Linked DNA regions of Homo sapiens: region 1 is linked to region 2. The links are chromatin contacts, found by Hi-C or POLR2A ChIA-PET in ENCODE. All regions are on one chromosome and are shown on one strand. The core of a region is the stretch at or near the end of the contact, and the rest is flanking DNA. Distances in the headings are between cores, read along the strand shown.

Region 1 (6,155 bases), core at 3,334-5,833, 89 kb after region 2:
TGAAAGGTCTAACTTACTCCAAGATTATAAAAGAATTCCCCACGTCATCTTTGAGTCTTTTTAGTTTTTTTTTTTTTATGTTGGACTTACTAGACAATAGTCTGGTTGTGTGTTTACATCTGAAAGCCATTGGAGTTTATTCTGGTGCACAGTTCAAGGTATGGATCCAACTTTATTCTGCTGAGATAGCTACCAAGCTATGCCAATACCATTTATGGAATAGTCCAATTTGCCCTGAAGAATTGGATGCCACTTCTATAATACACTAAATATCTATAGTTTTGGGACTTGCCATTCTGTTCCAGTGGTCTGCCTATACATTCACCAGTAACACTGTTCCAATTATCAAGGCTTTCCAATATGTTTCCAATCTGTTTGGGCAAGTCTCAGCTCCTTGCTCTTCTTCAAACTTATTTTGTCAAATCAGAACATAGGAAGGAAAAAAAAATACCCTACTATCCTGTCATTTCATTTAAAAAAGACATTAACACCAAAACAGTAAGAAGAACAAAATCTCAGATAATAATCCTTTAAACTGAATAATTTAGCTTTATGAAAAATGTCAGACATTGTCATTATTTGCCTATTTTGCTGCAAGCCGGTAAGATGAGACCAGCATTGTAGAGCCACGCTTGGTCTTGGTATAGGTGTAAGGAGAGGGAGGGCCACAGAGAGGATGTCACTGGCTAGTCAGTTGCAGGCTCAGAACTTTAACTCAGGTCTTATGATCTCTGGTCTCATCCTCTTAACACCGCCTACATTCTAGGTCCACTACCCTTTATTGAGCTTTCACTCTGGGCAGGCACTTTACATACTTTATGCATTTTCTTCTCACAACGGCCCCACAAGGAAGCTGTTCAACCCCTGTTATATGATACACATGTGGAAACGGAGGTTCAGGGAAGTTCAGTAATTTGTCCAAGGCCACCTGGTGGGTAAGTGGCAGAGCCTGGATTCAAACCTACATATGACTGATTTCAAAGTCTGTATTTTAAAAAAAATTTCAGTCCTCTATGTATCAATAGACTATTATTTTAAATTCTTTATTTTTATTTATTTTTTGCATAGAATGAAACTTCCTTGGGTTCTGAGTAGCATGACAGCTATTAGCTTGTCAGTCTTCATAAACTCCCTGGGCCAGGCCATCTGTCCTTTCATTGATATACGTAGTGTATCATTTCTTTTTCTTTTTTCTTTTTCTTTTCTTTTCTTTTATTTTTTGAGACGGAGTTTCGCTCTTATTGCCCACGCTGGAGTGCAATGGTGCGATCTCAACTTACGGCAACCTCTGCTTCCTGGGTTCAAGCGATTCTCCTGCCTCAGCCTCCCGAGTAGCTGAGATTACAGGCGCCCACCACCACGCACAGCTAATTTTTGTATTTTAGTAGAGACGGGGTTTCACCATGTCGGTCAGGCTGGTCTTGAACCCCTAACCTCAGGTGATCCACCTGCCTCTGCCTCCTGAAGTGCTGGGATTATAGGCATGAACCACTGTGCCCAGCATGTATCATTTCTTTATTTTATTTTATTTATTTATTTTGAGACAGGGTCTCACTCTGTCACCCACACTAGAGAGCAATAGTGTGATCACGGCTCACTGCAGCCTCGACTTCCTGGGCTCAAGTGGTCCTCCCACCTCAGCCTCCTGTGTAGCTGGGATTACAGGAGGGACCACCAGGCCCAGCTAATTTAAAATTTTTTTTTAATTTTTTTAGAAAAATTTAGAGACAGGATTTGCCATGTTGCCCAGGTTGGACTTGAATTCCTGAACTCCAGCAATCTGCCTGCCTTGGCCTCCCAAAGTGTGGGATTACAGGCGTGAGCCACTCTGCCTAGCCCAGGTATGTATCATTTCTTAGGCAGTCATGTCCATCAGGGTCAAGTCAGGAGACAGAAGCCACAGCAGTTATTGGAACAGAAAATTTAACATAAATAATTGTTAACTAGGGTTGGATGCAGTGGCTCACGCCTGTAATCCTAGCACTTTGGGAGGCTGAGGTGGGAGGATTGCTTGAGCTCAGGAATTCAAGACCGGCCTGGGCAACATAGTGAGACCCTGTCTCTACAATAAATACATACATAATTGTTAACTAAGTATACATTTTTTTTTTTACAAGGTAACTGAAAGGGTGAAAGAGGGCTAAGGTATTGTGGAGAGGACACTGTCAGAAGCTGCCACCCCTAGGGCTGGGGGAAGACAGGTAACAGGTTGGAATCATTAAAATGCAGGTGCCTGGAGGAGGGGCCCTGTGGAGCTGAAACTCAAGCACTGAGGAGGCAGCCTCACTAGCTGATGCTGTGTCTCAGCTTAGAGGAGAGGCCCTATAAAAAGGAGACCCAGGCCAGGTGCAGTGGCTCACGCCTGTAATCCCAGCACTTTGGGAGGCCGAGGTGGGCAGATCACCTGAAGTCAGGAGTTCGAGACCAGCCTGGCCAAGATGGTGAAACCCCATCTCTACTAAAAATACAAAAATCAGCTGGGCGTGGTGGTGTATGCCTGTAATCCCAGCTACCTAGGAGGCTGAGGCAGGAGAATTGCTTGAACCCGGGAGGTAGAGGTTGCAGTGAGCCGAGACTGCACCACTGCACTCCAGCCTAGGTGACAAAGCAAGACTCCGTCTCAGGGAAAAAAATAAAAAAAAGGAGACCCAGACCCATGAGGCTCTGGATGAGCCCTGGAGACCACAGATTGAAAAAGAGACACTCCCTGACCTTAAGTGGGAGAGAAAACAATTATTTAACCATGCCAAGAATATCTGTTAGTGGTTCCTGTTCAACATGGCAACCTAGGCACACACATTCACCTCCTCTCTGCCCCAGAGTGGCTCTGAGCTCAGACAGTAAGTGAGAAGAACAAGTGTGCTATGGGCAGCAATCTGGATTAAAGGGAAGACTATTTATAGGTCCTGTGGACACAGAACAACATCAGCCCCAGAGGGAACCCTAAGAATTACTCTAAACAGCGGAAGATGGCCAGACGCGGTGACTCACACCTGTAATCCCAGCACTTTGGGAGGCCAAGGCGGGTGGTTCACCTGAGGTCGGGAGTTTGAGATCAGCCTCGCCAACATGGTGAAACCCCATCTCTACTAAAAATACAAAAATTAGCCAGGCATGGGAGCACATACCTGTAATCCCAGCTACTCGGGAGGCTGAGGCAGGAGAATGGCTTGAACCTGGGAGGCGGAGGTTGCAGTGAGCCAAGATCACGCCATTGCACTCCAGCCCGGGTGACAGACTGAGACTCCGTCTGAAAAAAAAAAAAAAGAGTGGTAGATTTGGCTGTGGACGGCCCATGGTAGGGATATTGGAGCAGCAGGCAAGGAAACGAATGGACCTCCAGCTCTGTTCTGTCGGGAGACAGACCTATGGAGAGCTGGAGCCGAGTCCCATGTCCTTCAGCAGATGTCTTGTCCCAAGGCAGCCAGCAGCTCCATGCTCATGCACCTGAGGAGGAAGCCGATGACCAGGCCTGCTCACTTCCTCCAAGATGAAAATCCCCCCTCACATTCAGGGGATGATGGTACGCCTTCGGGTAAACAAATGCACACAACTGCAAAGGAAATCTCTAGTAAGTACTGTAGTTCTTTATTTATAAATGGGATTGTCCACCAAGAATCGCAAGACATTTGAGGAAATTCAACAGCTTGAAAGAGAGAGACTAAAATGACTGAGGCCGGGCACAGTGGTTCACACCTACAATCCCAGCACTTTAAGAGGCCGAGGCGGGAGGATTGCTTGAGACCGGGAGTTTGAGACCAGCCTGGGCAACCTGGTAAAACAATGCACACAATGCATGGTGCATGAGAGGCCCTGTCTCTACAAACGGTGAGACCCTGTCTCTACAAAAATACAAAAAATTAGATGGGCATGGTGGTGCACACTTGGAGTCCCAGCTACTTGGGGAGCCGAGGTGGGAGGATCACCTGAGCCCATTGATATGGAGGCTGCAGTAAGCCATGATTGCACCACTGCACTCTAGCCTGAGCGACAGAGCAAGACCCTGTCTCAAAAAATTTAAAAAATAAAATAATTGAGTTAATATAAGAATGGCAGGATAATGCAGACAGGGCAGTGGTTCATTAAATTACTTTCTCTATTTTATGTCTACATGAAGTGGTTTTTGAGACTGAGCTCCGCTCTTGTCACCCAGGCTGGAGTACAATGGTGCGATCTCGGCTCACCACAACCTCTGCCTCCCGGGTTCAAACGATTCTCCTGCCTCAGCCTCCCAAGTAGCTGGGCCTACAGGCATACGCCACCACGCCTGGCTGATTTTTGTATTTTTAGTAGAGATGGGGTTTCACCATCTTGGCCAGCTGGTCTCGAACTCCTGACCTCAGGTGATCCGCCCACCTCGGCCTCCCAAAGTGCTGGGATTACAGGTATGAGCCACTGCGCCCAGCCTATGTGAAGTTTTCATAGTAAAAAATGAAAAGTAAGTGTCACTGAGCACTTACTAGGAGCTAAGCACTGGATATACAGTGGAGAAGGAGAGAGAGTGCCCCTCCCCCATGCAGAGCAGTCAGAAATTAAAGCAAACCACATAAAGTGTGGTGAATGTTATAACTGAGGGAGCAATGACACTTCACAGTGTCAGGACGAAGCAGGAAGCGAGAGAACCAAGAAAGGGAAATGGAAGCTGTGGGGGTGGCCCTAGCAGTGACAGAGCAGGCAGTGTATCTTGTGCCTGGAGGCTTTCCTTTCCCCAGGACCCAGTGCAAAATGAAAATGGAGGGGCCCTTAGTTCAAAAACCAAGAAAAAGTGCCACCAAGGGACTTCTAAAAGCTTTTTTCTCTCTTTAACAACAGTCTCTCTCTTGACTTTTTAAATGTGTTACTTAATGTCATTTTCAGTAAAGGCAAATTAAAATTTTAAATGATTAGCATGAATTTTTTACCCATTCATCTTTGTTTTCTGCAATACCCATTTTAAATGCAAATATAAGAGCACTTAACTCGTATCTGTAATCACTGTAGTATAGAATTTGTGTTTCATAGCTCATACATACGTATTTTGTTCTTACCAGAACAGTGAGAACCCTGCATGAAACACACTCAACTGTGTTTATTTCATTTATTGATTGCACACATTCTACCACCTCTCTCTGCCTTCAGCTTGTTGATGAGTCAAGAAGGACTAAAAGGAAACGCCAGAAGTCCCAGCTACTCAGGAGGCAGAGGCAGGAGGATCGCTTGAGCCCAGGAATTTGACTCTACAGAAACTAAACATTATTAGCCAGGAGTGGTGGCACATGCCTGTGGTCCTATCTGCTCAGGAAGCTGAGGTGAGAGGATGGCTCGAGCCCAGGAGTTCAAGCCTGCAGTGAACTATGATCATACCACTGCACTCCAGCCTGGGTGACAGCAAGACCCCGATTCTTTAAAAAAAAAAAAAAGACTGAAAGGAAAAGACACTGTGGGTTGCCCCACCTTTTCCTGTCTCTCTATGTCATCATTGTCAGTGTAAGCTGTTGGCTGACACAGGAGGTAGCATTAGTAAGGAGGACATGATAGGGCTCCTTGTCCACAGCCTTCTTTCTGTGTTTACAGAAAGTTTGGGTTGGAAGAGAAAGCATGGCCTCCCATTAGGCCAGCCCTTCCCCACCCCCATCCTGGCCCCCCACAGAATCATAAACATAACACACTTAACCTTGTTTTAAGACAGGGTCGGCCTGGCACAGTGGCTCACGCCTGTAATCCCAACACTTTGGGAGGCTGAGGCAGGCAGATCACCTGAGGTCAAGAGTTCGAGACCACCCTGGCCAATATGGTGAAACCTTGTCTCTACTAAAAATACAAAAAAATTAGCCAGGCGTGATGGCGCACGCCTGTAATCCCAGCTACTTGGTAGCCTGAGGCTGGAGAATCGCTTGAACCCCGGAGGCGGAGGTGGCTATGAGCCGAGATCGCGCCACTGCACTACTCCAGCCTGGGCAACAAAGCAAGACTCGGTCTTCAAAAAAAAAAAAAAAAAAAAAGGTCTCGCTCTCTGTCTTCCAGGCTGGAGTGCAGTGGGGCGATCTCGGCTCACTGCAACCTCCGCCTCCCCTAGTTCAAGCAATTCTCATGCCTCAGCCTCCCGAGTAGCTGGGATGACAGGCCTGTACTACCATGCCTGGCTAATTTTTTGTATTTTTTTTTTAGTAGAGCTG
Region 2 (6,734 bases), core at 1-2,500:
CTAGGGTACAGTTGCGCTATCTTGGTTCAATGCAGCCTCGACCTCCTCGGTTCAGGTGATCCTCCTTCCTCAGCCTCTTGAGTAGCTGGGTCTACAGGCACACACCACTATGCCAAGCTAATTTTTGTACTTTTTTCTTTTCTTTTCTTTTCTTGTAGAGATTGGGTTTTGCTATGTTGCCTGGGCTGATCTGAAACTCCTGGCTCAAGCAATTAATTCTCCCACCTCAGCTTCCCAAAGTGCTGGGATTACAGGCATAAGCCACCGTGCCCGGCCCTCCAAAGGTAATTCTAGATGTATTCGACTCTTCTTTTCCTCTTGTGTTATTTGAAGTCATGTGATTTCCTCTCACAAGGATGGGGAAGATTTTTTTTTAATCTTTTACTTAATTGATAACACTTGGGAATTTTTGCAATTTTTTAGCTTTATGATGATTTTTAAAATATATTGTTTTCTTAAAATAGTTTTGGTCCAGTTCAATATTTTTGGCGCCATAAATCCAGACACAGTTGTTTTTCCCTGGATGTCCCATTTTTCAGGCTCGTTCTTACAGTTAGTCCAGTCGGTGCCCCTCAGTGGAGCTGGTGCCGCGGCTCCTGGGAGCACACTGCCCTCCACTGTCCACAGAAAGACACAGCAGCCAGACAGAACGTGCCTGTCCCGCAAGGCTAAAATCCAGACTAAAACGAAAGAACCCCTGAGACAACGTCATTACCTTCTTATGAGGAAATCTCTTGGCTTGACTATTGAATCCTTTTTTTTCTGATTCTGGGATTACTGAAGCTTGAGATTTAAAAGGAATGGAGGATTGTGTTGGATATGCAGCAGTAAAACCTAAACAACAAAAATGGAGTAAAATCAAAATGAATACAAAACAATGATTGACAAATGTGGAAAACACAAAGGTGTATATTAAAGTTTTATTTTAAATGGTAGAGAAGAGAAACTTGCCTTTTGACAGGAAACAGACACGAAACCGGATTAAAAAAAAAATTCCCCACTTTCTTTCCCTCTCGGCAATTTATCGGACTTCCCCCCTCCAGCTCTTAAATTAGTGAGATGTGGTCACATAAAGTACCTTAAACAGGCTGTCCCGGAGAAAAGGAAGGAGATGATAGTAAAGACATTCTTGCCAGGCAGGAAGGAGACAGCAAAACTATTCTGGGAGCAGCCTGGACGAGGCGCGGTCAGGACAGAGGAAGCGTCCTCACTGCTCCTTGGCCTAGATTCAGACACCAGCATTAGGCCGTTAAAATCCAAAGAGGTTAGGGAAATCCCAGCCTGGGGCTGGCTCTCACTTTTCAGGGCACTGTGCAAGACAGGTGTAAGTTTTCGTTTCTGTTTTGAGCAGACATGGGGTTAAAAAGCAGAAAGGGATCATCTATAGAAACTGAAGTTAAAAGTTCCTTTGTCTAGGCTGCGATGTATACATGCATGTCTGATGTATAAACTCCCCTCCTGCTGAGACTTCCACAACTGCTAGAACTTGGCAGCATCTGTCTGCATAGCAGGTTGATTATAGACTCTAACCTGTAAGTGTAATGGACTCTGACTCCAGTTTTTTGATGTTTGATGGCTGATAGCTCTTCAGCTTCACCACTCCCTCATTCCCTTCTGCCCTACCACTGGGCAAGCGGATGAGAAAGCCCAGAGCTCCCTCCTGTGGCACCAGCTGGAAGTTCAAACCACGCAGACCCCTGCCCTCAGTCCAGCCTCGCTTTCCAACCATAAGAAAACCCCCAAGCCAGGCTCCTTTCCCTGCTCTCTCAAGCCATTATTGGATCAGGTTAGGAAGGCTGTGCTGCTGTCCTCAGAAGGCCTCACTATGTGGGTGATAAGCCTTTTCCTACACTCTTCATGAGCGTGTGTGTGGCACCGTAAGTCTTGACATCCAAACCAAATTTTGGGTGGGGGGGTGCATCCTGACTCTGTAGGCTGTTCACAACAGTAAGCCAAATTATTTTAACATCAGAATCCTAACCTTCAGAGAGGAAATACGCGCAGAAATGGGGGAAAAAAAACAGTCAAGAGAAGGAAAGAAGAAAGTATGTGTTAGCCATGACAGAGGGTGGTTTGTATGGAAACTATCAGTAAGGCTCATTTCTTCATCTCTGAATTTTTTTAAAAAACAATACTCCTTTTCAGAGCAGGAAGCCTGAAGACAACAGGGACCCCTCAAGGGGTACAATCATGAACCAGCTTCACAGTTGAGGAAACTGAGGCTTAGAGGGATTAAGTTACTCATCCGAATCACCCAGCACTTAAGCGGAACAGGTAGGGTGTGAACATGATTTGCCTAATGAGTCCAGGCTCTTGAGCTCTGAGCTGTGCTTCCTCTTCCTGAGCTGGCCTCTAGTAAGTGCTCAATAAACACGATGGGGAGAGGGACACTGAAGCCTAATCTGCCTGGGTGGAGGATGAAGCAAGTAAAAGGAGCTGAATACGTGTTTAAGTAGAAAATATTTGGGGATACCAATATACAGTAAATGTATTCTTCTCCTCCCCTCCCCATTTAAGTAGATGAATGGCTATGTTTTTGGTTTGTTTGCTTTAAGAGAGCTATACAGCAAATCAAAAGGCAGAAGCAGCTGCAAGACTTCCTGGCTTTTGTTTCTAAAAGCCTAAGCCTATAGAACAGCTAAGAGAGTGTGCAGAGGAGGCAGTAAAAAGAGAGTTATTTAAAAAAGGTTAAAGGAAGGACATTCTCCTGGGGAAAGGAGAGGTTTCTGCCTGACTGGAAAGGAGATCCAAGGCTTCTGGCTATAACAGAAATGCATGTGTCAGAGCAGCCCTCTTGATGAAACAATTTAAAAAGTAGAATTTTTGAAAAACACTCTGGATGACTGAACTCCTATTTCTTACCAAAACAGGACTAGATTTGCCCTCCCAGCTGGAAAAAAAAAGTTAAAAATGGGCAAGATATATAAAGCAATCAAGATACTGGACATCAGGCAACAAAGGACAGGGATCCCTGAGAGAAGCAAAGTAAATGAGGTTGGCAATAAGATGGTCCCCAGCTTTCTGCCAGGAGAAAATCTCAAGACCACAGCACAGGAAGAAGGGATCCAGATGGAGCCCCGTGGTCTTCCTGAGTTGAGGAAATAGATCTGGGAGTCCAGAAAGACCAAGACAGCTAAGTTCACAGAGCAGAGTACCAGAGAAGAGAGAGCTACCCAGATGGAGAGCTATGGAGCTCTGCAACGGGGTCCCCTGAGTAAGTTCCTGGGTATTGACCAACACATGGCATGAGAAAACTACCCAGGGCTGGAGAAGGAACCGCCTGGCAGAATTCAAGTGAGCAATCCCTGAGGCTTCCACAGGGCCGGGAATAGCTCCTGTTTTCATGAGTCACAGCGGGAAAACCTCATAATTCATGGAACATAGAGTATGCAGGAGGGTTTCGCCTCAGAAATGGGGCAAAATTACCCCTAGACTAAATACTGCTCTGGTTCCAGCTAACAAAGCTTTAAAGCAGGACCTGAAAAGATCAAACTGTCTCCAAATAATTTAACTGCATCTCAGAACAAAGCACAAGAATATTTATGGGACTACAAAAATAGCACCTAAGAGGTAAAATTCAAAATACCTGGCATTGATAAAAAATTAATAGGAGGAAGAAGGAAAAATATACTTCAAAGTGGGGAGAAAATAAATGATCAAAACCAACTCAGAAATGATACAGATGATAGAATTAGTGGAGAAGAACATTATAACTGCTGCACTAACTGTATTTCATATGTTCAAGAAGCCAGAGAAAAGACTGAACATATTAAGTAGATATGGAAGATATAATGACAAGATCCAAATCGAACTACCAGATGTGAAAACTAAATGTCTGAGATTAAAAATACACTAGATGAGATGAATAGCAAATTAGACATTAGAGGAAAAAAAGATTAGTAAACTTGAAGACCTAGAAATAAAACTATACAAAATAAAACAGAAAAAGGACAAGAAAAAGGATTAGTGAGCTGTGTGGAAACTTTGAGGAGCCTAATATATATGTAATCAGGCTCTCAAAAAAAGAAATATGAGGAGAGAAGAAATAGAAAAAAATAGTTCAAGAAAAAATGGTTGAAATTTTTCCAAATTTGATTAAAAAAACTATTGACTCACAGATTCAAGAAAGTCACTTAACATCAAATACAAGAAACATGAAGAAAATGACACCGTAGGCCAACCATAATCAAATTGCTTAAAAAGTGATAAGAAGAAAATGTTAAAATTGGGCAGAGAAAAAAGACATGTCACATATGAAGAAACAAATACGAGAATGACAGCAGATTGATACTGAAAACAACACCTTTAAGGCAATAAAAGGAAAAAAAAAACCTGTCACCCTAGAATCCTGTACTCAGTAAAAATATCTTCAAAAGCAAAAGCAGAATAAAAACTTTTAAAACTATATAAATATTGAAAGAATCATCAGCAAATGGGAGCTACAAGAAATGTTAAGGGAAGCCCTTCAGGCCAAAGAAAATGATACCAGTAGGAAATCTGAATCACATAAAGGAATGAAGCTCTGGAAATAGTAAATATGTGGGTAAATAGAAAATATAAAATTATGAGTATAAATTGAACAATTTTTTTTTTTTTTTTTTTTTTTAGACGGAGTCTCGTTCTTGCGCCCAGGCTGGAGTGCAATGGCGCTATCTCGGCTCACTGCAAGCTCTGCCTCCCGGGTTCACGCCATTCTCCTGCCTCAGCCTCCCGAGTAGCTGGGACTACAGGCGCCCGCCACCGCGCCCGGCTAATTTTTTGTATTTTTAGTAGAGACGGGGTTTCACCGTGTTAGCCAGGATGGTCTCGATCTCCTGACCTCATGATCTGCCCGCCCCGGCTTCTCAAAGTGCTGGGATTACAGGCATGAGCCACCAAACCCAGCCTTGAATAATTTAAATATAACATTTTAAACATTTAAAAAGTAATGATTACTGGCCGGGTGTGGTAGCCTGTAATCCAGCACTTTGGGAGGCCTCCTCACCAAATTAGCCAGGCATGGTGGCAGGTGCCTGTAATCCCAGCTATTCAGGAGGCTGAATCAGGAGAATTGCTTGAACCCAGGAGGTGTAGGTTACAGTGAGCCAAGACTGCGCCACTGCACCCCAGCCTGAGCGACACAGCAAGGCTCCATCTCAAAAAAAAAAAAATTTATGTAAAGCAAAAATAACAACTGTTTTGTAGGGTTTATACCATATGTACAAGTAAAATGTTTAACAACAATAACATAAAGGCCAGGAAGGGAAAAATAAAAATATACTGTTTTAAGGTTCTTCTACTATATGTGAAGTGTTATAATATCACTTGATGGTAGACCATGATAAGTTAAAGATATATACTATAAACTCTAAAGTATGTAGGGATCAACGAACTTTTTCTAAGGGCCAGATAGTACATATCTGTCTATCTATCTATCCATCTATAGCTATCTATCTATCTATCTATCTATCTATCATCTATCTATCTTATTGATCTATATTTTGAGACAGGGTCTTGCTCTGTTGCCCAGGTTGGAGTGCAGTGGTGCAGTCATAGTTCATTGCAGCCTTGACCTCCTGGGCTTAAGCAATCCTCCTGCCTCAGCCTCCCAAAGTTCTGGGATTGCAAGTGTGAGCCACCATGCCTGGCTAGATAGTAAATATTTTAGTCTTTGCAGTCTATTTATTCTCTGTGGCAACTATTCAGTGCTGCCATTATGGAGTAAAAGCAGCCACAGACAATACATAAACAAACTGGGGTGGCCGTGTTCCAATAAAACTTTATTAATAGAAATAGGCAGTGGGTCAGATTTGGTCCAAGGAGCAAAGTTTGCCAACTGTTGCTTTAAGGTAACCACTAGGAAAATACTACAAGGAGTTATTCCTAATAGGCTAACAAAGGAGATAAAATTGAAGCATTAAAAATAATACAAGAGACAGAGAAAAGGTAAATAAAGAACAGATGGGACGAATAGAAAGCAAGTCACAAGATGATAGACTTAAACTTATACACCAATAATCACATTAAATGTAAATAATCTAAATATCCCAATTAAAAAACAGAGATTCTCAGATTGGATAAGAAAGAAAGACCCAACTATATGTTACCTTGGAGAAACATACTTGAAATATAAACTCAGAAATAAGTTAAAAGTAAAATAATGGAAAAAGATTTACTATGCTAACACTAATCAAAAGATAGTTAGATATTATCAGATAAAGTAGATTTCAGAGCAAAAAATATTACCTGCAATAAAGAGGGTCATTTCATAATGGGGTCATTATGAGCAGTCAGCTCCTCAAGAGAACATAACAGTCCTAAATGCTGATGTACCCAATAAAAAGAGATTGAAAATATAAGAAGCAGAAACTGATAAAACTGCGAGAAAAAATAGAAAATTTCACAATTATAGTCAGAGATCTCAAAACATCTCCCTCGATAATTTAAACAAGTAGATAGATCAGTAAAGATATATGAAACCTGAACAAAACTATTACCTAACCTGACCTAATTGGCATTTATAGAACACTCCACCTATCAATTCCATACAAGCTGTCCCAGAAAACTGAAGAGGAAAAGACATTTCCAAACTCATTCAATGAGGCAACCACTACCTGATACCAAAACTATATGGCATCATTACAAGAGGGAAAAAGATCACTAGAGGTCAGCAGCCCTCATAAACATAAATACATAAATCCTTAGAAAAATTTTAGCGAATCAAACCAGACAATATATAAAAAGATAATACATCG

The links. A loop is a pair of places that touch in the nucleus more often than their neighbours do. ChIA-PET counts read pairs that join two places held with the same protein, here RNA polymerase II (POLR2A). Pooled maps may share reads with other maps.
Region 1: a pooled map shows a loop between it and region 2 (2.7-fold over the local background). The contact joins two enhancer-like sites. A Hi-C loop is called at or near these places in 6 of 50 pooled maps. POLR2A ChIA-PET finds 5 or more read pairs at or near these places in 10 of 52 experiments (CD4-positive, alpha-beta T cell, CD4-positive, alpha-beta memory T cell, CD8-positive, alpha-beta T cell and 6 more).

The regions. Positions count from the first base shown.
Region 1 is chr1:24,476,693-24,482,847 of GRCh38, forward strand. No RefSeq gene overlaps it. Among named protein-coding and RNA genes, the nearest start is that of RCAN3AS, 23 kb to the right of the region's middle. RefSeq lists an enhancer at 4,489-4,598. Within about 2 kb of position 4,584, at least 9 of the 41 ENCODE cell types and tissues checked have a DNase peak (open chromatin) inside an H3K27ac peak, as active enhancers do; they include CD4-positive, alpha-beta T cell and CD8-positive, alpha-beta T cell, where a contact is called at or near this core.
Region 2 is chr1:24,390,846-24,397,579 of GRCh38, forward strand. It overlaps STPG1 (sperm tail PG-rich repeat containing 1), which reads right to left. Exons shown (of 9, transcript NM_001199013.2): 3 at 716-834. Among named protein-coding and RNA genes, the nearest start is that of STPG1, 20 kb to the right of the region's middle. RefSeq lists an enhancer at 1,213-1,462. Within about 2 kb of position 1,251, at least 32 of the 41 ENCODE cell types and tissues checked have a DNase peak (open chromatin) inside an H3K27ac peak, as active enhancers do; they include CD4-positive, alpha-beta T cell and CD8-positive, alpha-beta T cell, where a contact is called at or near this core.